Regions from separate parts of the Mus musculus genome. Here regions 2, 3, 4, 5, 6 and 7 are each linked to region 1. A link is a loop called in an ENCODE intact Hi-C map of the cell type or tissue named here. Cell type or tissue: heart. All regions are shown on one strand. Region 1 has its middle 33 kb from the start of Gm38789. Region 2 overlaps Dgki (diacylglycerol kinase, iota). Region 3 overlaps Chrm2 (cholinergic receptor, muscarinic 2, cardiac). Region 4 holds the start of Gm52857 (a long non-coding RNA gene). Region 5 overlaps 9330158H04Rik (RIKEN cDNA 9330158H04 gene). Region 6 overlaps Slc13a4 (solute carrier family 13 (sodium/sulfate symporters), member 4). Region 7 has its middle 140 kb from the start of Chrm2.

Region 1 (4,000 bases):
TTTTTGTCGAACTATTTTATTTTTTATTAGGTATTTTACTCATTTACATTTTCAATGCTATCCCAAAGGTTCATGGCATTTTCATACATGTGCTTCCCACATAGTCACTGTCCCCTTTCCTGTCTCACCCCCTTTCACTTGTGCTAAGTCCCTCCTCCTCCCAACCAGTGTCATGCTAATTTATTTTTTATTTCCCTCTTCATTCAAGGGGTTGGGACTTGGAGCACTGACTTAGATGATACTGAGGAACATATTCGTTCATGTTAAATGGAGACAGAGCTGATTGCAGTTCATCTTGGCAGTTGTTGGGGTCTGGGACAGAGTCCCCCAAGAAAGCTGTTCTTATAGAGACCCAGAAGACCCAGGGCTGACATGGGGGTCCTTTCTACAGCTGGGTCTTCTGACCAGCACTGTAGTGGGTCTGCTGTGGCCAAGGCCCAGCACTTTAGCCCCAGTCACAGGAACCATCTTGGAATCTATCCTTCTTAGCATCTTTGAGTGATTATTCCTTGATCTTTAACTGCGTTGGCTGTACTTTGGGCAGTAGGATCTGGGTCTCCCTGGCTTCGCTTTAAATGCTCTTTACAGTTTACTCTTCCTTTGATCTCCTTCTCCTTTGGTGGCATCAGGTCAACCTGAGCTGACCTCAGCCCTGCAGCTGCATTCTTACGCTGGCCATAGGGCTCTACCTCCTGTGACTCTCTGGAATGAAGAACCTCAGAACAGAACCTGTGACAATGTTCACCAGCTTGAGAAATAGGAAGTAGTTTCTGTGTAGCACCATCCTGCCACTAGCCAGCCTGGCCATTCTTAGAGGGTTTATTATTAAAAAGTAACCATCTTTACCCAGCGCCAAATAGCTATCTAAGGGAAAAACTCAACCGTGTGGATGTTCTTTCCCAGTGTTGTGTCATCCAAACATTTGGCCCCAGAGAGAATCCGGCATATGTGTGTATTTAGCACACAGACACCCAAGCTTTTGGACAAGAAACAGAAAACTCAGCAAACACAGGGAATCCTGGCATTTGTAGAAAGGAAAGTCGCAAGGCCGAGGAGTCTGTGGGTGGTTTCGGGCCAATGTCAACAGCCCCAGTATCTCTGAGAGCAGTAGAGACTCTGGTGAGAGACTCATCCCAGCCTAATGAAGTGAGGATAGGTGGCAGGGTCAACACTCACCTCCCCGAATGACCGCTCTGCCCTTTCTAGCTTCTGGGCTAAGGAGCATGTGTCAACTTGCATAGCCCCCAGCAGTCTGCTTTCTTGGCTCTGGCTTACCTTGGAAGGCAAAAATAAGTTCTTTGTTCCAGCATACCACAGCTACTTAGATGTGGAAACTTAGCCTTCTTAAGATCAAAATCCCATTACTCACCCTGCCTGCTACTATATTGGAAAGCTTGTGGCCCACAATTAGCACTGCTATAAGTAGGCTGGCTAAAAACGTACCTATCTTTGAAAAGGTGATGATGACCAGCCAGGAGCTAGCACATCTGGCCCGAGGTTTGGCATACGCATGCAGAACTATACTCAAGGCAGACTGTTTTGCAAGCTTTAGTCTTCATTGCCTCTCAGGGACAGTAGACAGAGAAAGGATTGGGGTCTCTGAGCTATCTGCCTCCTCTCACCTAGATGACTCCAAAGAAAATACATTGCCTTTGTCAGGCTGAGATTGATTAACATGACATGGTCTAGCCAGCTGTTAGGTTCTGTAACCTGCCACCCCCTGCCTCTGTCTCCCGTCTTCAGCTACATAATGAGGCTCTGTCTTAAAAAGCAAGGAGCTGGGAGTGTGGCTCGGTGGTTGAGTGCAAGAGCACAAAGCTCTGGGTTGGAGCTCCAGCACAGTCACAAAGAAAACCAGAAAAAGAAAAAAAAAATTCACATGGTTTCTTGCTAAGGGGGCATACCCCGAACGTTGCTTCCCTGTTCGCGATCCCTTACAGTCTAGGCTGGAAGAATTCTGTTTCTCAGAAGGCCCATTCTTCATCCAAAACATCAACAACCCCCCACTGCCTTTGAACATCGAATCAGAGCAAAGCAAACAAGGGAACCAGAGCGACCCATAGTGAAAGCGGGAGGGGCCTCGCGCTGGTTGCCGGCAGCAGGTGGCGCCCTTGGGTCACCCTCTTCAGTCTCTAGCAGAACAGTGCCTCCTATCTGTCAAAACCCTTAACTTGTCTTTCTCAGCCTTGAGTGTTCCAGCTTGCTGACTCTCTCAGCTTAGGAACTCCCTCCTTCCCTCCTCAGGCAGGGCCCACATGCTGTCCTTGCAATGGGCAAGGAGTTGCATTTCTGGGTGGATGGAAGCACATTTATTATACCACACACAGCGGAAAGAAAACAATTCCACCCAGTTCCCCTTTCTTTAATTAAAAAAATATTATTGTTGCTGTTATTATTATTCCTATTATTATTACTACTACTATTACTTATTATTTGTGTGTGTGTGTGTGTGTGTGTGTATGGTTATTTTGCCTGAATGTATTTCTGTACACCACATACATGCCTGGTGCCTACAGATCCCCTGGAACTGGAGTTCTAGATAGTTGTATAGAGTCATGAGGGTGCTGAGGAATTGTGCCCAGGTCCTCTGGAAGAGCAGCCAGTGCTCTTAACTACTGGTAGTAGATGGTTACAGAGTCGCTTCAAGGATGAAATCAGGTCTTTGCATATGCCTGGCATACCTGTCTTCTGAGAGGCTCTACCAGCAGCTGATCGAGACAGAGGCAGATAATTACACCCAACCATTGGACTGAATTAAGGTTGAATTAAAGGAAAGATTGAAGAATCTGAAAGGGAGGGCGACCTCATAGGAAGACCAGCAGACTCGACTAACACAGAACCCAGGGAGCTCCCAGAGACGGAGCCACCAACCAGGAGCATACACAGCCAGGTCTGAGGCCCCTGGCACATATACAGCGGAGGTCTGCCTGGTCTGGCCTCAGTGGGAGAAGATGCACTTACTCCTCCAAGAGACTTGAGGACCCAGGGAAGGGGGAGGCCTGCTGGAGGTTGGGAGCACCCTCTGGGAGGCAAGTGGGAGGAGGAATAGGATGAGGAATGGTGGGTCGGAGGGACGGGGGGGTGGGGGAGGAGGTCAACGACTGGAATATAAATAAATAAAATAACTTAAAAAAGAAAGGAAGAACGGAAAAAAGTGGAGTGGCATATGTAAGTTCACTAATTGCCCACTAGATGGCACTCTCTTCCCAGGAGAAAGGAAACTTGCGAAAGGGGAGAGGTACTAAACGTTGAGCCAGCTGCCTGAGGGCTGGCTTCTGTTTGCCTGCTCTAATCCATTGCATTTGGGCAGTTAGCTTGAGAAGAGCAACATTAAGGTCAAAATCAGTGGTCCACAGCCTTAGGAATGTGTCTTCTGTGGCCATTTGTGTCAGCATTAATTATTGCCAGTGTAGGGGAGGGGAAGGGAGTAGAAATACACCCAGCTCAGCCGGGAGTCTTGTGTTTGGAGACTAAGGGTGTTGGGGGGATATTAAGATTGACCCTGAAGCTCTAGGATGTGACCAAATCGCTCTTCATGGTCCAGATGGAAGACATAGGAGATGGCTGAGACTCCTTTATAGATGCTGAGTTCTTGGACTGCCTTGTCCCTCCTGCTTGGGACACTTTCCACATCATCTACACACCACTGATCCACACTGACAGTAAAACCCTGTGAATTCTAAGGGCTGTAAAGAGGAAGCTTGCCACCCTGGCAGCTTGGTACAGATTTGAGCGCCTGTCTACCCACTTTAGGTCATTGGCATTTTCTGGAGTGGGTCTTGGCCCAAACACAAGCTTTCTCTTTCAAACCACTTTGGTCACACACACTAACTTTCCCTCCCTTAAGCGCCGCCCCATACCAGCACCCAACCTAGGCTGGGTTGGCTGATGGCCCTGTAGCTTGCACTTCCATGGTTACCTACTGGTTCAGCTGCTACTGGTGGTGCCTCAGTTTCCTCTTCTGCTCATACATATTCAGCCCTGCTTTGACAGTCTTCCC
Region 2 (4,000 bases), 1.7 Mb after region 1:
AGTGTGTGCCCAGGGCTCCTAGGCTATGAAAGGAGATCCTGTTGCTATCTTCGAGAATAAAGCATCATCATTAGGGGAGTACAGGGAAAATCAAAGACGGTCCATAACATCCCGAGATTCTGAAACATCAGACTCCAAATCCAGGAGAAAAGCACAGGAAACAAACAAGAGTCTTCCCTGACTGTTCTCCATCTCTGCCAAATGCATGGAGACAGAGGCCAAGGGGAGATCTGAGACATGATAAACACAGATTCTGCACTTTCCTCATGCATAACACAGAGGAGGGGCTGGAGGAGAGGGTTCAGTAAGCACAAGGCTGGCTGCATCAGTATGAGGACCTGAATGGAAATCCCGATTCCTACTTAAAATGCAGGGTGGGGCTGGTGGTGCATAAGCTATATCTCCTCACTGGGGAGGGATGGGGGCAGGGACAGGAAGATCCTGGGGCACCTTGGCCATCCAGTCTAGCCAAAGCTGCATGCCATAGTTCAGTGAAAGGCTTAGAGGCTTTGTCTTAGAGAGACAGAGAGAGAGACAGAGAGAGAGAGCACGCCCAGGTGGAAAGTAATGGAGGAAGACACATGGGGTTGACTTCTGACCTCTACATACATATCTGAACATAAATGAGCATGCACACACAAACAAAAAAAGTAATAAATGCCAACGAAATGAACTGACCTCTGAGCCAACACTGTCTTATCCAATGCTCTACATTTTCCTTCCAACAACAACAACAAAAAAAAAGAACACAGAATTTCAGCAGAAACCACATACTTCTTACTAAATATAACCCATTTTTAAGAGCAAATAGCAATGTGGCCAGATAGTGGCGGGGAAAACTTGTCCAGTGATAATTGCTTCACCCATATGGTAGTTTGAAAAGCTGCCACGAACCACACTACCTTCACTCAGGTGAGATGTCTCAGTGCCTGGTCAAAGTACAACAAAAAAGAAGCACACTGAAGACAGGAAGGAGCCAGTCCCAAGTGCTGGGGACAAAGATAGCCTAACCTGGAAAAGGGGAGGAAATTAGGTTAGACCTGAAAGCCTGTATCAGTCTTACCAGAGTGAAACCAGATGTAAGAGAAACAGCCCCTGACTCCAGGTTAATTCTCAGGGAGCAAGAATTACCTCCACTATACTCTGCTTTCCAGACTCAGGCATCCAAAGCAGGCTCAACCTGCTGGCAGGGCATGAAAGCTAGCCCAGGACTCTGACTTCAAGCTCAGTACTAAGCGTCAAAAATGGTTTCTAACATCGGCGAAAAATCAAAAGACCCATAACTGGGCTAGACCTCACCAACTAATGGCCCCATTGTCTGAAACAGACCCGTACTCCAGAAGCAAGCACTCAAGGAAAGAGCCTCCAGTCATATGTCAGCACCACTAGCTACTACCTTTAGCCCCAGCACGAAAGACTCATATACTGGCCTGCATCTCTTCTGGCTTTGGTATAAGCCTCACACCTGAGACTGTACTGGCCCTTTGAGCTGGGGGATGTGAGTACAATTCAATCCGGCATTAAAACTGCCTTCCCTAACACCCAACACTACTCCAATCTCAGCCCAGCCTAGTACAGAGTAAGCTTCTATTTTCTGATGATTGGATACATTAACGACTCTAGCACTAGCTAGGCCTTGGAACCCAGTGCCAGGCATGACACTCAGAAAGTTTTAAAAACTTCAACTCCCAGGCCTGTGCAAACAAAAGAGCCTCTGGACCTACCTTGGTGCCAACATAGACATAAGTCCCCATTCTATTAGGCTTGTGTTTGGGCCAGCATTACCTTCATCTGATTCTAGTTGTCTTAGGCCGTAGGTCTATTTGAGCTATTCACAGCACATAGCATCACTGGCCATGGGGCTACTCCAGTGCTTTCTTCAGTTCCTAGCATGAAACAGCTTTGCAACTTGAGTGACCACGGGCCTGATGCTGGTGTCTGTGAGCACAGGCAAGTTGCTGTGGATAAGGTGTCTGAGTGAAGCCCAGATCTACAGCTAGGTTTCAGAGCTGATCACCATTTTTTTAGGTTATAATCTGGTTCAAGCTGAACTACTTTCCATGTGGATTAGGATAAGCATGAGCTTCGACTGCCCTCTAGTGAGGAAACTGTGGCAACACACCAACGGTGAATGCCGGAACTAGTCCTCTAACCCTGAAATAGCAAAAGTGATTGCAGAGGTGGTGGGGAAACCTCTCAAGAGTTTCTCTAGGGAAAGGCACAAGTGAAACCAAAATACAAAGACTGGAGCCTAATAAAAGCCTAAGTGTCAATGCTCAGTCACATTAGATGATGCCACAAACCAACACCAAGAGAGCTGTCAGGAAACCAGGCTCTCACCTACTGTAAAAGCACAGCACATGAAAGTAACCACAGTAGGTGGGTGTGTGCAAATCTTTAGACTACTGATTCACAAACAGCTGGTTTGAGGAAACTCAAGCAAAGGCAGGGGAAAAAAGTAATACAAGAGAGAAACAACAGGGATCAAAGAAATTTAATTATTTATTTATTTAAGTTTTGTGAGAGAGAGAGAATGGGAGGGAGAAAGAGAGAGAAAATAGAAATCAGTGGGTGCTCTGTGCTTGTGCCATGGCCTGCATGTGGAAGGCAGAAGACAACTTTTGAGAGTCATAGCTTTTCTTCTACCATATGGGTTCCAGGAATTGACCTCAGATGATCAGGTCGGCTGCAAGCTCCTTTGCCTGCTGAGCTATCTCATTCATTGGCCCATAAAGAAATAGCAAGCTGGGCTGGGGTAGTGCACGCAAGAAGCAGAGGCAGATGGATCTCTGTGCCTTGAGGCCAGCCTGGTCTACAGAGCCAGTTTCAAGACAGCCAGGGCTACACAGAGAAACCCTGTCTCAAAGAAAAAGAAAATAAAAACAAACAAAACAAAATTTCCGTTAACTGAAAATTAACAGCAAAATGAAAAACACAAGACAGGCAGCCAAGGGCAGGGCAGGTAGGTGATCCTGGCAGATGTCTCCGTGAGTAAAGTGCTTACCACACAAGCCTGGCCACCTGAATTTGAACCCTAGATCCTACATGCTGTTTGCATGGAAACCATGCCTTATCATGTACTATCAGTCTATGGCATGTACAACTATGGTATGAAACAACTGAGCAATGTTTGCATCTCTTGTCCATCATTGTTTTATATTTGTTTATTTGTTTTTTTATACATTTGTTTTTCTACTTATCTACTCTACAAACTATACATCTGACAAAGGGTTAATATGCAGACTGAATAATGAATTCTAAAGAGGTCAAACACAGAAGCCCAATCCAGTTTAAAAAGATCAACTGCAATAAGCATTTCTCAAAAGACAACAATGGAGGACATGTCTGTGTGAGAAAGTCCAACACCACTAATATTCAAGAAAATGCTAATCAAAACCACAATGAGGCAGCAGATTGCCTTAGTAAAAAAAAGCTACCATCAAAAATAACTAACAACAGTGAGGCCTGGCAGTAGTATATTTGTTTTTATGTACTGGGTGTTTTAACATAATTTTGATTAATAAACAACAGCTATGAAGGGGTAAGTGGAAATATGTCAGCTAGTATTTGAAAAAAGGGATTTAGCCATCTGTGAAAATCTTTATCCAGTGACAGCAGTGTCCTTCCTCTGCAACAGAACACGGTGCAGTATCGTAGACATAAAGGCTGAGTGCTTCCCTGGAGGACTGGAAAGTCCTTCTCAGCCTCGGGGCTCATGACTCTCATCAGACAGGCATTCATTTGAGAGGACAGGAGAGACTGGGGCTGAAGATAAAACTCCCCCAGGGACCCAGTCAGGAAGATAGATGGGTAAGGGAGAGGACAGATTCTCTCTCAAGGACCTACCGTTCCATCCCCACCGCAGGCCAGAATTCTCAGATTTGGTACCTTCCTGTACATCTCCAGCCTGGAAAGGGAATGGAAGACAAGGTAAGCACACGGTTCTCTGTAGAGAGGAACTTCGGGACAAATGCACGGGGACTCCCCACAGAGAACATTC
Region 3 (4,000 bases), 1.0 Mb after region 1:
TGGACATAGGGAAAGTTGAGTTGTAGGACCCAAAAGTAAGAGTAGGCTACTTGACAGATGTTTCGTCAGCCTGTAAAGGGAGAAATGATGTGTGCTTATGTAAGTGTGCCTGAGGGTGCCTGGAGGGGAACTGGAGAAAGAAACTAGGTGGATTGCAATATCCCTATCATAGTTCAAGTGCATGAGAACCCAGAAAACGTGTTTGAAGCTCTTAAGTGACTTCAGAGACAGCTGTGGGAGAGATTAACAGTTAAAATATAGAAACTCTTTCTCCGGTGAGCTCCCATAGGCAACCATTTGGGGCAGGGGGACGATAAACTGCTGTCTTTAAAAATAAAACTAACAAATTACTCTAAAAGTGAATTTGTCTCTTTGTCCAGACAGGAAATTGGACACAAACTTAGAGAACATTTGCCAAATTCCAATCCAGAATAGCCCACTGCTAGGGCCAAGGGTAGCAGAGCGTCAGGGCATCTTCAGGGGTGCTAGCCTGCTGGCTGACAAGTAGGGGAACTGAAGGTGTGAGTGTCCAGTGGTCAGTGAAGAATGAGCTGGCCCATGAGAAGGCATGTGTCTCCAAGACCCACCCCAATGCGAAGAGAAGAAGGAGGTGAAGAAGAGAATTAGAGCCAAAAGTAGGAGAGGTGAAGAGGAAAGGAGAGAAAGGAGAAGGAAACGTAAGGGCAGGATTCTGTGGAAATGACCTTAATAAAGTGTGGTATAGCCTCAACTCCTCACACTGGTCTTAATATGCCACTACGTGAAACAGTGTTCCTAAGTATCTTTCCATATAACTTCCCAGAGAGCATTCTTCATCTTATCTTAACATTTCTTCCTTTTACTCTATAAGGTAGAGTCTGATAAACAACACGTCAGAGTCCCCTTGAAAGACCGTTTTTACTCATAAAAATTACGTTTGCACTGGTATATTATTTTTGATGTCTATGCTGTGTCCCCACAAGGACTCAAATGCATTCAACCCTGGTAAAATTTTCCTTGTGGCTATTTACAACTGCCCATCATCCTTATCATTTGTTTGCACTCCGTTTCCTTTAGTTCACTGAGCAGATGTTCCAATCCCTTTCATTAGGGGTCAGCAAAGCAAGTATACTTTCTGCATATCCTAGGCTCTGCTGTTGTCTTGTGGTATAACAATATGTGCATGTGTGCATAAATGTCTCCCCCTACCTGGTGTGTGTGTGTGTGTGTGTGTGTGTGTGTGTGTGTGTGTGTGTGTGTGTGTAAGAGAGGCAGGGGGTAGATCATGGAAAGCAGGTCACTGTTCCTTAGGCATTTTCAAACTTTATGCTAAATTCCCGGTTCTTTCCTAAGCCGCTTACATGCATTATATTATCTGTTTTGCTACAAATCCTTATGATTTTAAATAGTGTCAGGCACATCCCAGGAACTTAACAAATCTTTGCTGAATGAGTAAATATAGGAATCCATTTTCTCATCACAACAATCCTAGGAGACAGATGCTAGTTTCTTGATTTTACAGGAAAGGAAACCTACAGTCACAGAAATGCAGTGATGGCCCCAAATCACATAAATAGTATGTTGCAGCCCCAAGATGCAAACACAGCCTGTTGGACTCCCAGAGACTTCACTCGGGTACTATGCAAATTGACTGTATGTAGAGGCATAGCCGGTATTTTTTCTGTGTTTGGGGAAAGCAACTGTGATATTCAGTTTTCAATCATGTTCTCTCCATCCATTTAATTCAACTCTGCCTTTTCTGCTTAGACCCCCTACATCCAGGGAAAGAAATGTAAGGGGAGTCAGTGCCAACTACATTCTTAGTTGGCACAACATGCTTATTCTACTTAGTTAGTTATCATTTCTGCTGGAAGAAACCAAAGGCATTAAGAGTACCAGGCACTTTGCCAGGTGTCACATCCACCTCTAAGCTAAGGCAAGAGAACCCAGAGGATGTCAGATGCCTTCAAGTTGAACACATGATAAGTAGATAAATAGATTTCCCAAAGTGAAACATCTAAGTACTTCATGAAAAAGTTCACAAGTCAACGTCCATTCTAGCATCTCTCCATAGTATTATAGTGAATGAATTGCTCTCTACTATTCCCCCCTCCCCTTTGGACATTCGGATTCTGAGTTTCAATGGCTTCTTTTAATTTTAGTCAGACCTTATTGCCAACCTCTGCTTTGCAAGGCAAATGTGACTTTGTGTACTGCTATCAGCTGAGGAGGAGGAAGAGAAATTAGAGCTTCTATGTTATCGATTCCTGTCTTACTTCATCTCGTTTTCTTCTTTCTTCTCACATGCTGAAGTTCCTTTTATACTATGACCTAAATATACAGTCATCTTAGCTGCTGCTGTTACCATGGTAATGCTTCATGGTAGATAAGGGTATACTATAAGAATCAGTTTCTGTCATTAGTAATGGAATTCTTTCCCCCTCAACCCTTCTCCCTCCAGCCAAGCTTACACCTAATGATGCCCTCTGGTGTTCAGAGACAGAAAGTGCACTGGTTTGTTTATGAGGCGCTCATCATTGTTTAAAGCTTAGGAGACACTTTAATTTCAATTCGAAAATAAAAATGACTCAGATAAGGATTAATTAACATAGTTTAAACAATGATATAATAAAAAAGATTTTTCTGTTTTCTAAGTATGTTAAAGGATGTCTACTGTGCAGAGATCTAGAAAGTTCTATGTATGTATGTAAGTATTTAGACCTATACACCCTTTTGCACTTAATATGATTGCGAAATGTTTTTTATGAGAGGCAGAGAAACTTCCAAGAGGAGAATCTAGTAGAATATTCTGTATGCTTTGATCTGCGGATTTAAAAGAAAATGAAGTCTTCTGACTTAATGGGGAGACTTCCTTGCTGGAAATGTCTAGACGTTTTACTCTTCGTCTGCATTAATGAGCACATTTTTATTAGTCACTCATAACCCAACAAACTGACACAAAACTGATGTGCTAAGAACACCTTATCTTTCTCACTCCAAATTCTACAGCTTCTTCTACGTAAGTGGCAAAGCAGGCCAGTGCTCTCTTTGGGGCTTCTCCAGAACTTCTCCCCAAATCTCCCTTGCCAGGGGGTTTTATTATGATGTATTGAGCTGGTCCTCCACTCTTCAGCTTTCTGTACTACACCTCCTTCTTTCATTCCAAGACATCCTTTTCATAATGCAAAACTGAACTTCTATGTTATCGACATGTAATAGTACTCTTTTTAAAAATTCTCCAGTGTTTCTCAAGTGGTTGTAATAAACTCTTCCAACACTGATGCAGTGAGACTGTCCAGCACTGATGCAGTGAGACTGCCCATTACAAATGCAGTGAGACTGCCCATCACAGATGCAGTGAGACTGCCCATCACTGATTCAGGAGACTGCCCATTACAAATGCAGTGAGACTGCCCATCACAGATGCAGTGAGACTGTCCATCACTGATTCAGGAGACTGCCCATCACTGATGCAGTGAGACTGTCCATCACTGATGCAGTGAGACTGTCCATCACTGATGCACTGAGACTGTCCATCACTGATGCAGTGAGACTGTCCATCACAGATGCAGTGAGACTGTCCATCACTGATGCAGTGAGACTGTCCATCACTGATGCAGTGAGACTGTCCATCACTGATGCAGTGAGACTGTCCATCACTGATGCAGTGAGACTGTCCAGCACTGATGCAGTGAGACTGTCCAGCACTGATAAAGTCTCTTTCCCCAGCTGCATCTTTACTCATCATTTCTTTCTGTTTGGTCTGCATAGAAAGACTTCATAGTAGCTTAGTATTCTGATCAACTAGAGTAAAAGCTAAACAACTATTAGCCAATGTCTTCTTTCTCATCATTTCTTCCTCCTCTCCTTTCTTTCATTTAATTCATCAGTGATGTTGTTATTATTACAATAACCACTGAAAAGCAACCAGATTTCTTATTTATATTCAGAATCAATATAATAACATGGAATTTTTGGTGTTTAATAGACATGATAGTGTGTTTTGGAGGGAAAGACAGGA
Region 4 (4,000 bases), 1.5 Mb after region 1:
TCCTGTTTTGCCTCTGCACACTGCTCAGCACACTATGAATAGTCTTAGCAGTAAGCTACATGAGAGGGACTAAGCAGTGTGTACAGCACACATGCCCGAGCACCAAAGGCAACTGCATGCATGCTGTACACTCTGCTTAGTTCCAGTAGCTAACATAGCACTTTCCATAAGACTAAGGGATTACACACCCTACTCAGCACACGCCCTTAATCCCAGCACTCGGGAGGCAGAGTGGAGGGCAGCCTGGTCTATGAGTTTCAGGATAGCCTATCTATTAGAAGCTTCTTACCAACTCTCCATGTTCTTGCCCAATCCACCTTTCCCTCTCTTTCTCCCTCCTCCCCTCCCCTCGTTCCTTTCTTTCTTTTCCTGGTCACAGTCCTGAGATCTTCCTAGGCTCCCCTCATCTTTACCTCTCACTCTTTGGTAAAACACAATCTTTTTGCAATGAAGCACACCACATAGGTACACTCTGTTGCTATGGTGAATTTTTGGAAATATCTGGGCCTGGAGTATTCTGCTTGGCTATGAGACACCTAAGGGGTCTCAAATGGAAAACAATTTCTCATGGGACACTCCTTCCAGGCACATTTTCAGGGTCCTGTTTACTACTAAAGAAATGCCATCTTTGGGTTCCCACTGTTCCACTGTTAAAGGCTGCTGCTGCAGACTTAGCAGCTCCCAGTGCCTGCTGATGGGCACAGATTTCCACTTACATCAAGGAAACCCAGGTGTGCCTTAATGCACTTTGAAAGTGAACTGTAGATTCTTATTTCTAGGCAAGGGCTTTTCTCACTTAAACTTCCACCAAAGGTCTGTGTGTCTATCCCTAGAGGACTCCATTCCATGAAGTCTCATGGAGGACTTGTTGAGAAACACTGAGCCAGCCAATAGGTCCAAGGTACAACTTTGTTACCGTTACTGGGGCCCCAGAGCATCTATAATTAAGGACAAGAGGACCAAAAGTCCTTTGCTTGAGACTCTCCATCAGCTACACAAACCCGCCTTTGTTTGCTTTTGTTCCTTCTCGTTATGCTCATTTCTCTAAGACAATGAACAAAGCACAGATGTCAAAGAGCTCAGGCGAGAAAGAGACAGAGAGAGAGAGAGCAAGGATGAAAGCTACAGCAGCCACACAAAGTAGCATTGAGAGGAGAGAGACAAACACACTCTATTCATGTCCCCTTCAGGGACAGCCAGAGGGCCTCAAAGGTAACATTCACTCCCAACACAGGGAAAGGGCAGAGAGTGGGGGAGGAGCGCAGAGATGGGCATCGTCGATGAGGTGACAGTCCCAAAATGCACATCACAAACACGGGTGAGCTCTTCATTTGAGGTGAGTATCTATCCACTCAATTACCACTCCATCTTCAAAATTCTCCACGCAAGTACAGCCACGGATGACCCGTGTGAAAGCTGTGTTCGAAATATACTGTCATTTTTAAAAAATAGATTCTTGCATTTACATCTATTAATCCTTTTTAAAAGCAATTTCATCATTAGCTTGTACAATTTGCTTTTCCAGCCTGAAAACTCTTCCTAGTCAGTTTCTGGAGGCCCCTAAACACCCTTTGAATTGAAATGTTACTGCCACCTACCGTTCCTTTCCAGGAATGTAACCAAAATGAGAAAGGAGTTTCTTCCAAGCGAAAAGGGCCAGGGGGCCTTGACACAGGAGAGTAATAGATAAAGGAGGTAGAGTCAGGTTTACCTATTTATTCAGCATGGAGATCTGACTGTCACACTGCGTGTAAGCATTTGAAATCTGTGAGCAATCAGCCTTTGCAAAAGCATTTGTCAGCATGCGTCTGAAAAAGGAAACATGGAACAGGAAAGATACAACCAAAGGAGACACACACAGAGGGAGTCAGGGGTATAGCCTTTAGAAACCAGACTCATGCTTTAGCAGCACTTGGGAAGCCCTGACTCACAGCTCAGTCTGGGACACAAATCTGTTTGCATTTTGGGAATATGTGGTTTATTTTAATTTAACATGCTATTACATTTATTTGTGTTGATGAGGGATACTAAAGGCAAGCAGAGGAACCACAATAATGACAACGGGCCAGAAAAGTGCCCGCGGCTCTCTCTGAGAACAACGGAGAGTTTGCATAGCGCTGGTAAGGACTCAGACTGGTGCATCGATGAGAGATGCTTAGAACACTTCCAGACATTTACTAGGAACTTGATGTGGGACTGAGGCTAACCATCCGCGGAGAGCAAGGAAGGAAGGCCAGGCTGGGGCCCACATTCCCTTCTGCTTCCTGAATATCAGTTGCCACGTCCAGTAATGTGGTAGGAATCCTGTGGAACGGGCTCCCCAGGATTCAGCTCTGAGAAGAATAAACTGGCTCCTTCAGTGCTGGGTTCTGCTCCTATTCAGAAAGGGAGAAATGATGTTTTGGGCCCCAGTGAAAGTGTGCCCACTCTTCTGATAGCTCCAGAATGTTCTAAAGGGCTATTAATAATCATGACTAAAGAACTTGCCCCTTTAGCAGAGAGGCGGTATCAGTTGGTGGAACTAGTATCCCTTGTATGGATGGTCACTTGTTTTAGCTTTGGACACCATCCTCCCTACCCTGGATCTCTACTGCACTTATAAAACTGATGAGAGCCAAAGCCATCCTGTAACTGGATTAAAGAGGGCTGACTGTACAAAATCCCACGGCACAGAACACCTGGTACTGGCACAGGGATGTTCCCAGGGGAGACAAGACGGGCTGTGCACAGAGCCTCCCTGTTCTTGGGAACACTTTTGTTTGAATTGGCCCAACAGCACTCCAGCTTCTGCATACAGGAAGAGATGGAGATACAGCTATGTAGTTTTAAATGATACCGAAGCAGCTCCATCGCAAAAAAAATCTCTAACATTTTGCCAGCTTCTCACAATGCCTGGAGGCAAACTGTTGTGGAAGGCAAAGCTATCCTCTTGGCTCTGGTTTTATTATTTTTTTTTAAATTTATTTGAGATTTCTATTTTTATGTTCATGAGTGTTTGCCTGCAGGCATATTTGTGCATCACATACATGCAGTGCCCACTGAGGCCAGAAGACTTTGGGTTCCCTGGGACAAGACTTACAGAAGGCTGTGAGCCACCATGTGGGTGATGGGAGTGGAAACCAGGCCTCAAGAAAGGCAGCTTGTGGTCATAAACACAGAGCCACCATTCCTCTGGGTTTTATTTTTTGTTGTTGTTTGTTTGTTTGTTTGTTTGTGGGGGGTTGAGACAGGGTTTCTCTGTATAGCCCTGGCTGTCCTGGAACTCACTTTGTAGACCAGGCTGGCCTTGAACCCAGAAATCCGCCTGCCTCTGCCTCCCAATTGCTGGGATTAAAGGCATGCACCACCACTGCCCAGCTCTGTGGTTTTGGTTTTTTTTTTTTTTTTTTTTTTTTTAAATAACATTCATACGAGTCCCTTGCAGTCCCTGTCCACTGTTTCCAGCCTACTTGGCAAGCCAAGAAGCAGCAAGTTTTCTGCACATAAGGATTCCACACTTAGATCCACTTATGAATGTCTAGAGTCTGTATATGCAGGCTCTAGATATTAGGATTCCTGTGTGTCCAGTCATCTCCTTCTCCACTCAAAGAACACTTAAATGTCTTCAAGGAGTAATTAAGAAAACCCCAAATACCCAGGCAAGTAGTATGGAAAGCACATCTCATGGTGTAGGCTGCATGACATAAACATTTCTGGCTACCCCTGCTTACCACGGAGCTCACCTCAGTGGCTTATCTAACTCCCCATAAACCATTATCAGGACTGCCTACCTTTGAACTTGTGAAATAGCCACAACCCATCTAAGGGATAGGGATATATTTTTATTATTTCACGACATACTTTCTCTAGGTCAAATTGTTTTGTACTGAAGCTTGCAACATAAAGATGGATTGCACAGCTCGATGAACACACTCAGCATTTCACCTATCATTCTGTTGCAGTGTGATTAGGGTTCGATTCACCACAGCAACACATCAGATATCTTAAATCTTCTTGCTTC
Region 5 (4,000 bases), 1.0 Mb after region 1:
ATGATTGATAAATAAATGTTTGTTGTTTCAATGAAACATAAGCTGACATGGTCTTCTAACTATTGTCTAGACGTAAAATTATGAGAACCATGTGTGGGAGAAATGGTTCAATGGGTAATGAATTTGCTGTACTTGTTTGAGTCCACAGAATTTAAAATAACGTACATGTTGTACATCAGTGCTTCTATGGTGAGACCAGAGGCAGAAATAGAACAAGTCTCAAAAGCTCACAGGCCAGCTGGATGACTATATGCAGTTGTTTGTTGTATACAGCAAACAACAAAGACAGACTGTCTCAAACAAGATGGAATAAAAGAACCAATAGCCAAGTGTGTTTCTTCATCTTCATCCACACTATATGAAAAGTAGGTGTCCACATACACATACAAATATGAGCATGTACACATGTCCATAAACATCATATACATAAACACACACGGATGAACTTTGATCATAGTAGAAATATGGTGACAAATGACTACTCCCAAAATAATCAGTTTAGAGTAAGAAATGATTTAGACTCTGATAAACTCATCAAGGTAAGAGCTTTGATGCTGGTCATAACAGGTATCATAGTTTAAAACACTATCATATGAAGAAATGGAAAATGTTAGGTAGGAAATGGGGATATAAACCAGTAGCTTTGTTCAGAGCTATGCCTACATCTGACTTGGTTCATAGTTGCTTGGCACTATCTTGGGGCATACATGCTGCCAGACAAGAGCTTTTAACTTCTTTATCATAAATATTCTTCCACCATAATTTGCCCTTGTTTATTCATCCTATCACTTAGTTTTTGCATCCACTTCAGATTCTGGGTACCAAACTTTCTTGATTATCTTTTTTTAAATCAGAAGAGGATAATCTGTAAAAATTATTTCTGGCATAAATGGCAAAGTTTTATCCCGTGTTCTCACTACATATCCACAGGTGTTAGCAGAAATCACCCAGTGATCGATCTACAGCTGGGATGCTGGTATCCCAAACGCTATCGTGAAATCAGAAGGAAAGAAGAGCCTAGAAGGTTCTCAAACTGGTAATGAATTATTTAGCAAGAGGCCCATCAGTACTACTCATGGCTGAGAAAGAGATCTGATCACGTGATCCTGGCCCATTGCACCAATGAGTGAACTACGAATATTTGACAAACAGCATTATATATCATCTTTGCTTACTTCTTTGTTTGCTTGTGAACTTTTTGATTGTTGTTATCATTTGGTTAGTTTCTATCCTTATTACTTTTTTTCTGCTTTACTCTTTCTAGAAGAGGCCCACGGAAACACACTCTGGCAATGATTTACCTGTATTTCTATAATAGAGGCCACACCACACAGAGCATAGGGGAAAAGTTCTCAGACACTACATGCTGCCATATGCACATGGCTCCTATGGGGTTTAGCAAAGCTCAGATGAGGGAACTCAGTAATGATCAGAGAGCTACTTCACAACAAGTGCTTTTAAAAAATATTTCTTTGTCGATTTGGCAAAATCACTCCCTAAATCTCAGAGGTCTTAGAAGAGGAAGACATACAGAAAAATCCACCCACAAGATCTATCAACTCCGAGTGTCCTCTATCCAAGGTACTGACCCAAGACTTGAACTAATGTCTGCACTGTCCCTAGTGCTGAATGTCTACCGACAATGAAACACTTTTCCACAAGTTTATTACTCCTCTAACTCTCCCGGAAGGTTTGTTGTCATTCCTATGCATGACTTGGACATTTAAGAACAGTACTTAGCACAATCATGCTCTCAGTAAACTAAAGCATCTACCTGAAAACCTGGTTTAGTGGTTTTAATATCACTAAATAAATCATTTTGAGGGGATTCTAAACTATGCACACTTCTGATCTTAAGTTCATAATTGTGTAGTCAGAAATGAACCTCAGAAGGCTAAATTCAGGTTTGCAAAATGACTTTATTTTTTAACAGGCTTCACGAGAACATTTGTTTTCTTATATTCCCAGCTAGAAGAGTTATATGTTATTTTGAGCTGATAGCTCCTTCAAACTATCAATGACCAATCTTTCTCACAGTACTTCACTCAATCTCAGATATCAACCTGAATACCAAAATTTAATGACACCTCTGATTATCTTGAGCCCAAACAAATAATTTATCTCTTTAAAGTGATAAACAGACTTTATTTGCCATTTAATTTTTTGGAGTGCCATAACACAGTCACAATTTCCAGGAAATAAAAATGAGAAGGTCCATGAGGGGGCACTATTCTGCTTACCAGATTTAGTAAATAGAATCATTTCAGATAATATAACAATGATAAAAATAGTCACAAGGACATAATGGACAGTTTCTGTCTTTAAAATGTGTTTATGCTCATCTCAGCACAAGGACATAACAAAATATCTCAGTCATCTGAAATTCCTTAGAAAAACAAAGACGGCCACGTTGCCTTACTGTAGATAAGGAAAATGAAACATGGATGAATTAAATGGTTTATCTAAGGGCATGTCCTATGGAAGAATTCAAATTATGATTCAAGTCATTTTCTGTTTAACATACCTAAAGCACTTTATTTTGGAAAACAAATACACCAAATTAATAAGTGTTTAACCTCCTTACTGCATAAAGTCTAAACACAAATTTGAATCTCTGACAAAAGTTGAAACTATACAATTGTGAATAGTAATGCTTGTGTGTGTGTGTGTGTGTGTGTGTGTGTGTGTGTTGGCAAAGTGAGCATTAGGGTAAGTATGAGCTGTGTGGAATACTTTGATATCCTGTGTGGCATAGTTACAAGAAACTGGCATCATAAGATGTGGCTGGATACATACCCACCCTGTTCCTACTATTGTAACAAGAGTAAAATGTGTAAAATTCAGCCTTTTAGTGAGAAGCTGAAGTTCACCATTTAAAGCTCACCTCGCTTCCCAGATATGTACACAAGGTAGGCATGTTTGAAGAGTTATTTTAAGTGAGCTGAGATGGTCAGCATTGAGGTAACACGTAAGCGTTGGTGATGGGCATTAGATTTAGGGGGTGAATGGTGACTTGATAGCCACCCCTAAACAAACTGTCTTCTAATCCATGTTGCTTGGGATTGTACTGAGATGAATTATCTGTGTTAGGAAACCACTTTTGCCTGAAAGCTAAACAAATACTCCTTATGTTTATACACAGTCACATAGAAGGTCTTAAAATATGCTGTCTCCCTGGTAGTGCCATGCTTTTTGAAATAGGCATGGAAGGTGAGATATATATATATCTTTAATAAAGCATTTGGATTAATTTTTATGGTTCATTGTGAATCCCTTTGGAGAGAAACTGGGCACACCGGTTTAGGGTATTAGATTCTGACCCTTATCCTCAGTGACTATCCTGCCAAACATTTCAATTCTCTCCTCTACCCTGTCACAACACACCCTGACTATTTTGAGTGCATTCTTTTCCTCTGTGCCATCAGGTTTCTAAAGAAGTTGCAGTGCCACTACCCAGGGGAGAAGGTGAGCAAAGTGAAGGGTACAGGCACATTTTCACAGCTATTCTGTTTTCGGTACCTACTTTCCCTAAGAGCTACATGCAGTGGGCTTCTGGGATGCATTTGAGCAGATTAGAAATTGAATTTAGTAGGAGAGCCATGCTGAGTTTTTAGTGCAGGAAGCTTAGTGCAGGAGTGCAAAACAGGCATGGCTCCTTTCTTTCCCAGACCTGCTATATACTTTGAGGTTAATATAGAGGATGTTTCTCGGGGTTGTTTTATAGGTCATGAGCAACAGCTCCATTGGGGCATCTAATATTCCTTAGTAGGTGTTCTTTCCATGATTTCTTCCCAAACATACTATATATTTTCATCTATCTATCTATCTATCTATCTATCTATCTATCTATCTATCCATCTATCTCTCTATTGGTATTTCTTTATCTATCTATCTATTGATATTTCTTTACCTATCTCTGTCTTTTTGTGTACATGTCTCTTCTATTCTCTTTCCAGCTGATGAAGTGATATAGCAATGGTTTAAATTCATTTTTATTTTA
Region 6 (4,000 bases), 92 kb before region 1:
AGACAAGAGTCTACCCTTTGGTCTTTTCTGTTCCCTATGTTCACCCCAACCCTGGAGACTGCAGAAGCAGCAGAGTGAGGGGACAGTAGACAAGGGACAGGAGGAGCTGGGGCAGGGGACAACGAAAGGTCAGTTCCTACCCCCACCAACTCTCATCTCTTCTTCTGCAGGCTTGGGTCCAGAGGGAACCGCTGTGGACCCACAGAAAGGGGACAAGCTTTGGAAACAGCAAAGTTTTGATATGAACCTGGGCTAGCCTGTTGGGGATCCGAAAGTGAGATCACTGTGCCTCTCCGAAGGGGCCAGAAAAGCTGTGGTATCTGAGATACCAAGAAAGGCAGAGGGCAGCAAGAACAGGGTGACCATGGAAGACAGTGGGAAGACGAAGAAGATGATGATGTTTCTGGCTGGGTCCTCTCCATGTCTGTCCCTCTCTGCGTCTGTCCCTCTCTGTGTCTGTCCAGCTCTATAGGTTGAGTTCATTCGGTATGAGCTCTTATTCTTTTTTTTTTTTTGTATTTAAACGGGCAAATTATAAAGAACCATTGTGAAATACAACTTTGAAATGGGTTGTATTCGGGGCTGGAGAGATGGCTCAGTGGTTAAGAGCATTGTATTGCTCTTCCAAAGGTCCTGAGTTCAATTCCCAGCAACCACATGGTGGCTAACAACCATCCATAATGAGATCTAATGCCCTCTTCTGGTGTTTCTGAAGACAGCTACAGTGTACTTACATATAATAATAAATATATGGGCTGGAGCCAGCGGGGCCAGAGTGAGCAGAGGTCCTGAGTTCAATTCCTAGCAACCACGTGATAGCTCACAACCATCTGTACAGCTGCAGTGTACTCATATACATAAAATGAATAAATCTTTTAAAAAAATGGGTTGTATTCACCATGGAATACCCTTAAAGACCACGTATGTTTGTATGTATGTATGTATATATGTATATATGTACTCTGAAAAGAAGTCAGCTGTTGATGGACCCCACAGCATTTGAATGCTCAAGACCATGTTTCTCCTTTCCTAGCTTCAGCTTGCTAGAGCATCAAACAGCCTGTCAACAACTGTCCCCCAGTATTCTAACCGCATCAGTACAGATGTAGTTGTACTTGGCAGCCATAGGGCGGCTCCTACATCTACTTGGAATTAACGTGGGTCTTTGTATTCCTCCTTATTCCCAAGTGTTCTGGAATTAGGGGAGACCCCCTCAAGATCGTCAGAGGTAGATCCTATGGATGGGGACAAGATGGCGAGCTTGGCACATGCATCTAAAAGAGACGATTTGGTCTTATCTTTCCTGTCCTCTTTAATGGCCCCAAGAGGCTCCGTCTGGGAAGAGGGATGGTCATACTCACTCTTCATTGACAAAGATGAGTTCCATGGACGTCTGTCTGTTGTTTACATCAAGACCTAAAGTGGTAAAGAAACACAGGAAGTTAAAACTAAGGCTGCAGTGGACCCCGTATGTGGAAGGCCAGGGGCTCAGGGCAGGGGCAGAGGTGTGATGGCCTCTCCCCTTCTCTCTGCTCTGAAGGCATAGTGGGGCTGTAGATGCAGGCAGACACCGGAGTTTTGTAATAATGCTTGAGAAATTGGGACAAAGAGAAGGGGTGGAGGATGCCTGTGAGCAACGTAGGAAGAATGAGAATGGGCTAAGGGTAGCTTGGGTTGTGACTGCTGGCATGGCCAAGAGGCTCCAATGAAGATGGGCACCAGGCTGGGGGGAGGAGCAAAGGGGAGATGGGCCCCCAGTGAACTGTACCCATGAGCTCAGCCTCCTCAGTGCCGGCTGCCAGCTGTTCCTCCTCAGCGTTGATGAGCTCCTGCAGCACCGCCTCCACGATGGGCATCACCATGGCGGTGGTGGAGGTGTTGGAGAGCCACATGGACAGCATGGTGGTACAGCACATGAAACACAGCAGGAGCCTGGAGGGCAGGGACGGTTGGGCAGAGCGTTATCCTGATGAATTATGACCCTAATGAGCCCCCAGGTGCCATTCACCTCTAAACTCCCAGAACTTGGTGCGGGGTAACCCTTTATTTCAGCATTGGTCCAGCAAATGATTCCCAAGCCGTGGCTAGTGACCATGGCCAGGAAAAAAGCTTTTAAAGAAAGAAGGGCTAGCTTTGATAGAAAGGATCCAGGGTAGGGACTCAGAGGCTGTTCCCTTCTCTCTGTGTGGACGTTAGGTGGAGCTCTGTGGTGTGTCTCTTATGCATAAGGGGATCTTTTTCCCCTCCCCTGCAGCCAGCAAGTCTAGGGCACCCCATGCTCTGAGCAAGTCAGCACAGTAATTTGGGAGCAAACAGTCCTGGCACTTCGTTCTCCCACGACTTGTCCCAGTGCCAACTAGCTGCAAGGATGGCCACAAAGCCACAGTAGTCTCCCCTGTCCGTGTGTGCGTGTGTGTGTGTGTGTCTCCAGCTGGTCTCTGAAAGCGTCAAGCTTGGAGGAGCACAGAACAAAAATAACCTTCAAATGATTTCCCTTTGACTTGGAAGCACAGTGCAAACCGTGCCTGTGCAGACCTGGGGCTTGCTGCCTAGGAGAGGTGGAGACAAAGATGACTTGTTTATACTTCAGATGACTTTGCACAAAGGAGACAGCACATGTGTGGATTGTGCCCAAGCAGGGCTGAGTCCTGGCAGTGTTTTGTTTGAGCTGAGAGCAACATAGCTCTCATGTTTGGCACACCCACTGATAGCGCGCCATGATATCGAGCCATGCCGGCATGAACTTGCTGGGTAGTGTGGTAAATAGGGAAGAAGGCAAACCCAGACAGGTGGACATTCTTGTTGATAGGATAAAGATTTCCAGAGCTATGCAGGGGCTGGAGATGTGGCTCGGGGCTTGAGTGCTTGCTTAGGGCAAGGATGAGCGATTGCTTCATTCATTCTCTCCACCCCTCCCCCAGTACCACAAGGGAAACAAAACAAAAAACAGAACAGAGTCAAAGGAGCCACAAGGTCCCACTATGTTGGAAGCAATGCTCCTTGTGTGCCTTGGAAGCACAGAGTGGGCAGCCGGTTGCTGGGCCTGGGTGGCTTTAGCCATAATTAGCAAGGCTCTGCTTTGCAACCTGGGAGTCAGGGGCGGGCTTCAGAGTTCCAAGAACTCATTTGAAAGACTAATGCTGAAAACAGTGCTACATTGTTTCTAGTCTGCTCTTCCAGCGGGTGCAGCAGCTTGCATAGACGTAGGAGCCGGAGCCGTTAGGAGTGGAGAAAGGGAAGAGGAACAAAGGAGATCCTGTGCAGTGGGAGCAAGGCTCACACAAAACTGTCCACCCTGATGCCCTCACGAATGCTGTGAGGGTGAGGATGCCCCCTTGCTGGGTCTCTTGATGGCCGAGTGGAAGGAGAAAGAGGGAGCATGTGAGGCATTGAAGCAACACTCCCCCCACCCCCCTCAGCAACTTGGGTGGATGGGAAGAGATGTTCATGGCTTCTTAAATGACAATGGAAAAGCCACCCAATTCTTTGACCTATGTGCACTCTAACCCACAGGCAAAAAAAAAAAAAGAGAAACTGTTTCTGTTTGGTCCATTTTATGCTTTCTCACAAGGCCCTCAGGTGTTGCAAACCTGTCCTTGTGGTCCAGGTTGTGAAGAGAATTCCTTAGATTCAGGTGATAGTAACATCAGGGCTACCATTCAGATCTGTATTCTGTGGCTATCAGGATCACTCCTAGTTATTGGGATCTCTCTCACAGGTGCGGGAGGTGGGAGTCCATCATCCTGGTGTCACCTCCCACTTAGCAGAGGAACCACTGCCCCAGGACCCCACATGCCATGTGACTCACATGCCAGGCTTGGCTCCCGCCATCAAGACCATGCGCAGGGCGATGCGCTTGTGTAAATTCCACTTCTCCACAGCTGCTGCCACACAGATGACGCCCACCAACAGCAGCGTGGTGTTCTTGAAGTACTCAGCCGCCACCTGTAGGGGGGTCAGGAAGGCCAGTCACCACCTGGGAAGAGGCCATGGGCAGGAC
Region 7 (4,000 bases), 870 kb after region 1:
ATGCCAGCAGCTTCCTGTCAGCCTGGAGATGAAGGGGTACCCACAGCAGGGCGGGGGCTCTGTCAGCTGCTGTCACTCTGTAGTCCAGAGCTTGTGTTTCCCACTACCTGTCCTTCAAAGAAGTCAGTTTCTTGCAGGGAAGCAAGATCTGTAAATCCTCTGTAAAGAATACAAAGGTGAGGGGGAGCAGTACACATGATAAATGAGCTTGATTCTTCAATCTGGGCCTGAGCCTGCAGCGAGCCCCTATTTATTCTGCCCATTCCCCTGTGGGCATCCAAATTGCTTGAGTTTCAGCTACAGACTCCTATGCCAGTCTGAACTGCCACACATCTGCTCTAAAACCACTACACTATATCTTCCAGCAATGGTGCTGGTATGTGATAGCAGAAAGGATGCCAGACCCGAATCTAAATGATGTTGGTCATAGCCCTGGGCCTGTAGTGGATTGTGTCTGTGACCTTGGGCAAATGCTTTCTGTCTAGACCTTCGTTTTGTTTATTTTCTAATTCCCAAATCAGATAAGCACTTAAGTTCCTTTTAGCCCTGATTTTGTGATTTCTAAACAAGTGATTATAATAATAGCTATAATCTATTGCACATACACTTTGGATCAGACATTAGACTAAGGCTGTCTACTCTACATGGATACAAATATTCATTCAACAAAACAGGTCTTAATGAGCAAAGAACTGCAATGGATTGATACACAAAAGGGAAAATACATTTCTTCCTGGTCTCAGTGTGTGTGTCACTGGTACACAAGCCCCTTTAATCTGACAAGACAGTGAGGACATTGACACATGTGTATGACAAGCACAGCACAAGAATGGTTTCGAAAAGACTCAGGGTTTAGAGAAATTTTTGGGTTAGAATTTTCCATAGCATTTGAGGGCTTTTGTTTTGTTGTTTGTTTGTTTGTTTGTTTAGCTGAATAGCTACTGTGGGAACCCCTCCCCATAAGAAAGATGAGCTAAGCATTTTCTCCCTTGGAACTCCAGATACACTTTTATAATTGCCTTACATTTTTATGCAAAAAGAAATCCTCCCCTCCCAAGAATGTCTCAGTTTAGAATTCTGTATGACAGAGAAAGTGACAATTAAAATTAATCACATTGTTAGATATCCTTGCATATTCATAATATGCTAGGAAAGGATGACCTTATAGATTTATAAATTAGAAGCATAAAATGAGACATTAGGATAAATATTTTAAAATAATGCGGTAATATTTTCAATGTTTGCTGAAGAAATTTTGATTATCATTGTATTTTCTTCAAAAGAGGCCAGAGTGGTTAAAAATGAACCAATAACACCTAGTTGCTAAATTCCACAATGGCCCTCATTTTTTCATCTTATTTATTTATTTATTTATATCTCTGAAAATATTGTATATACATGAATATCATGTATCCACATTGTGTGTGCAGCCAGCCTAAGGCCCTGGGTGTCTCCCTCTATCCTTCTCCGTCTTATTTTTTGAGACAGGGCTTCTCAGTGAACCATAAACTCACCATCTGGCTAGGCTGGCTGTCTAGAAAACTCTGGAGTGTTGCCTATCTTAGATCCTCAGTGCTGGGAGTACAGGCACAAACATCCAATACAGTTTACATGTAGTTCCAGGAATTCAAACTCAGGCCCTCATATCTACAGAACAAGTAATGTACCCATGCTCCATACACATTTTCTCTGAGACTCATTTATTGCTACTCATGGTTTTTCCAATTGAAAATTAAAAAAAAAAAAAACAATACTCAGTACACCCTTTTTAAAAGTATGAACATATCGGTTCTAGACATGTAGAGCCCACGGTAATACTAATAGACTTTTCATAAGATATGCTGTGAATATTTCTTCCACACTCATTGATTCAAGTGATCATAATGATTTTGTTACTTCTACGTGTAAAATAGTCATCATTACTCTTGGGTAAGAAAAGAAGGCCTAAGGTGTGTTGTTGTTGTTGTTTGTTTGTTTGTTTTTCTTTTTAAGCCTGGTGTACAACTTGTAATACAACCCATCTGAGAGCTCACTCTTCTTCCTGTCTCATGTCCTCATGGGATAATCTGTTTTTTTCCTGTCCCTCCTGCCTCAGAATCTAGAATATTTCTGGGTCTTTACAAGGTATGTTCTATCTCCCCAAATTTCTCCTGCCAAGGGTCTAGTCTTCTTTGTTTTCAAGCCACTGCTATCTGTCACCTCTGTTAAGGGCCTTTGAAGACACGCCTGTCTCTAGGTGATTAGTTCTTTCTCACTCTGTGTTCTCAAAGCTAGTGTGGGGTCACTGCAGCCCAGCGATCATGTACCCCATTAGGCTCTAACAGCACAGCCAGAACGATCTTCAAGTTCCCATACTGTCTTTTGCCCCCTAGTGGAGAAGAGATAAGTTGCAGCATTCTGTCAAGAAAAAAAAAAGAGCACACTAGAAATGTTTGTTTTTATTCAATTCTCTAGATTCTAGAGTCTGGAAGCTGCGTTGAGGATATTTTTAGTACTTCAGCTATCTTTCATTCATAATAGATGAAGCTGATAGGATAGAAATAGGAAAATGGTGATTTTTTTAAAAAAGTATTTTTCTTTGAAGAGCTCTTTACATACTAATATCAGGTATCTGAGAACAAAAACAATAACAAAAAGCAATGCAGCCCTGCCATGACTTCATGTGGACAAAACAATCTAAGTTACATCCAAATAGAAGATCTTAATACACTGGAAGTTTATGGTGCCTTAAAACAATATACCTGGTAGTTAGAGAGATGGCGGAATGGTTAAGGTGGCTAGTTACTCTTCTAAAGAACACAGGTTCAGTCCTCAGCGTGTGCGTGGCAGCTACTCCATCTATAACTGCAGTTCCAGAAGATCTGATGCCGCCTTGAGAACAGAGGAATTAGTTTCTGCCAGGGCAGTTGTTATGAGAGGTGATCTGGGAACTTGCATGGTCTCTCACTTCCTGTCTTACTGTGTGGTCTCTCTGTCTTGCATATGTTCCTGCTATCATGCTAGCTGTCATGAAACCAGGAAATTGTGCGTGGTATAATGCAGCCAGAGGCCCTCATTGGAACTAAGCAGACACCACCAGTACCGTGTCCTTGGAGTTCTAAATCCATGAGATGAATAAAATATTTTTTTTTCTGAGTTAAGTATTCAAATTTGGATATAGTACTTTAACCAGACTATGACAAATGGCAAATTGTATCATGTTATAGTCAGGAAAGGGATTTACCAGGAAACTCCAATGGAGCTCCATCCATAAGATTTTCACAAATAGAAAAGTTAAAGGAAAAAATGGCTCCTAAGTGCTTCTAAAGAGGTCCCTGGCGTTGTATCACTTTTGTTATATCTTATATGTTCAAAGCCAGTTGCCAACCTATGATAGCATTTCCTGGAGTAGTGTAAATGATCACCACTCCCCTACAATTGTGATATTTTACTTACATCACCATCGCAATTCTGATAGAAAACTTGCCCATCCAGAGTCCTTCCCATGTTGAAAACATTGTAACTTTATCACATGACTAACCATTATTTCATGACTCAGCACTTGCCACAACCAAGAGTCAAACGGTATCAAAAGTTGTTCTTCAACGTTTTTATACTATATCATTATTCTTTTAGTTAGACCAATTCAATTGTGTAGATACCCTTAGATTTCCATGTAAACAAACATTGCTATATTTTGTGCTTCCTGGTTGTGGTGGTTTGAATATGTTTGGGCCATGGAAAGTAGCACTATTAGGAGGTGTGGTCTTGTTGGAATAAGCATGGCTTGTTGAAGAAAGTGTGTCACTGTGTAGGTGGACTTTGAGGACTCCAATGCCTAGGCTCCCCCCAGTTCAGAAGGATTTTCCTGATGCTGAAATTTATCAAGATGTAGAACTAGGGCTCTTTCAGCACCATGCCTGCCTGGACACTGCCATGCTTCCTAACATTACTATAATGTGTTGCTGTAATTCTCCAACCTAATATTTCCTAGCAATGAAAACACAACTCAAATAATATA

What was found. Peaks named below come from ENCODE experiments on the same cell type or tissue, not always from the same donor. Only the 100,000 strongest peaks of a DNase experiment are listed, where the experiment ranks them.
Region 2: it touches region 1 in a loop (5-fold over the local background); 17 of 42 quality-filtered maps call a loop at or near these places.
Region 3: it touches region 1 in a loop (4-fold over the local background); 13 of 42 quality-filtered maps call a loop at or near these places.
Region 4: a loop joins it to region 1, with 5 times the contacts of the local background. A loop is called at or near these places in 2 of 42 quality-filtered maps.
Region 5: a loop joins it to region 1, with 3 times the contacts of the local background. A loop is called at or near these places in 9 of 42 quality-filtered maps.
Region 6: a loop joins it to region 1, with 2.2 times the contacts of the local background. A loop is called at or near these places in 6 of 42 quality-filtered maps.
Region 7: it touches region 1 in a loop (4-fold over the local background); 10 of 42 quality-filtered maps call a loop at or near these places.

The regions. Positions count from the first base shown.
Region 1 is chr6:35,377,958-35,381,957 of GRCm38, forward strand. No RefSeq gene overlaps it. Among named protein-coding and RNA genes, the nearest start is that of Gm38789, 33 kb to the right of the region's middle. In heart, CTCF peaks have their summits at 2,132 (motif pointing right) and 3,184 (motif pointing right); a DNase peak (open chromatin) is centred at 2,094; H3K4me3 peaks cover 915 bases; H3K27ac peaks cover 1,232 bases.
Region 2 is chr6:37,044,274-37,048,273 of GRCm38, forward strand. It overlaps Dgki (diacylglycerol kinase, iota), which reads right to left. Exons shown (of 34, transcript NM_001081206.2): 12 at 3,847-3,907. Among named protein-coding and RNA genes, the nearest start is that of Gm52857, 140 kb to the left of the region's middle. In heart, a CTCF peak has its summit at 2,104 (motif pointing left); a DNase peak (open chromatin) is centred at 2,108.
Region 3 is chr6:36,391,479-36,395,478 of GRCm38, forward strand. The region is part of intron 2 of Chrm2 (cholinergic receptor, muscarinic 2, cardiac); the gene reads left to right. Among named protein-coding and RNA genes, the nearest start is that of 9330158H04Rik, 5.2 kb to the left of the region's middle. In heart, a CTCF peak has its summit at 2,480 (motif pointing left); no DNase peak of the experiment used is centred here.
Region 4 is chr6:36,902,420-36,906,419 of GRCm38, forward strand. All of the region lies in intron 28 of Dgki (diacylglycerol kinase, iota), which reads right to left. It overlaps Gm52857 (a long non-coding RNA gene), which reads left to right and starts at 1,114. Exons shown (of 3, transcript XR_003956276.1): 1 at 1,114-1,336. In heart, a CTCF peak has its summit at 1,598 (motif pointing left); no DNase peak of the experiment used is centred here; H3K27ac peaks cover 910 bases.
Region 5 is chr6:36,376,551-36,380,550 of GRCm38, forward strand. All of the region lies in intron 3 of 9330158H04Rik (RIKEN cDNA 9330158H04 gene), which reads right to left. Among named protein-coding and RNA genes, the nearest start is that of Chrm2, 9.5 kb to the right of the region's middle. In heart, a CTCF peak has its summit at 2,202 (motif pointing right); no DNase peak of the experiment used is centred here.
Region 6 is chr6:35,285,986-35,289,985 of GRCm38, forward strand. Slc13a4 (solute carrier family 13 (sodium/sulfate symporters), member 4) reads right to left here. Exons shown (of 16, transcript NM_172892.3): 3 at 3,809-3,945; 4 at 1,769-1,932; 5 at 1,362-1,416. Among named protein-coding and RNA genes, the nearest start is that of Slc13a4, 20 kb to the right of the region's middle. In heart, a CTCF peak has its summit at 2,166; DNase peaks (open chromatin) are centred at 2,326 and 2,626; H3K27ac peaks cover 1,678 bases.
Region 7 is chr6:36,246,917-36,250,916 of GRCm38, forward strand. No RefSeq gene overlaps it. Among named protein-coding and RNA genes, the nearest start is that of Chrm2, 140 kb to the right of the region's middle. In heart, a CTCF peak has its summit at 2,374 (motif pointing left); no DNase peak of the experiment used is centred here.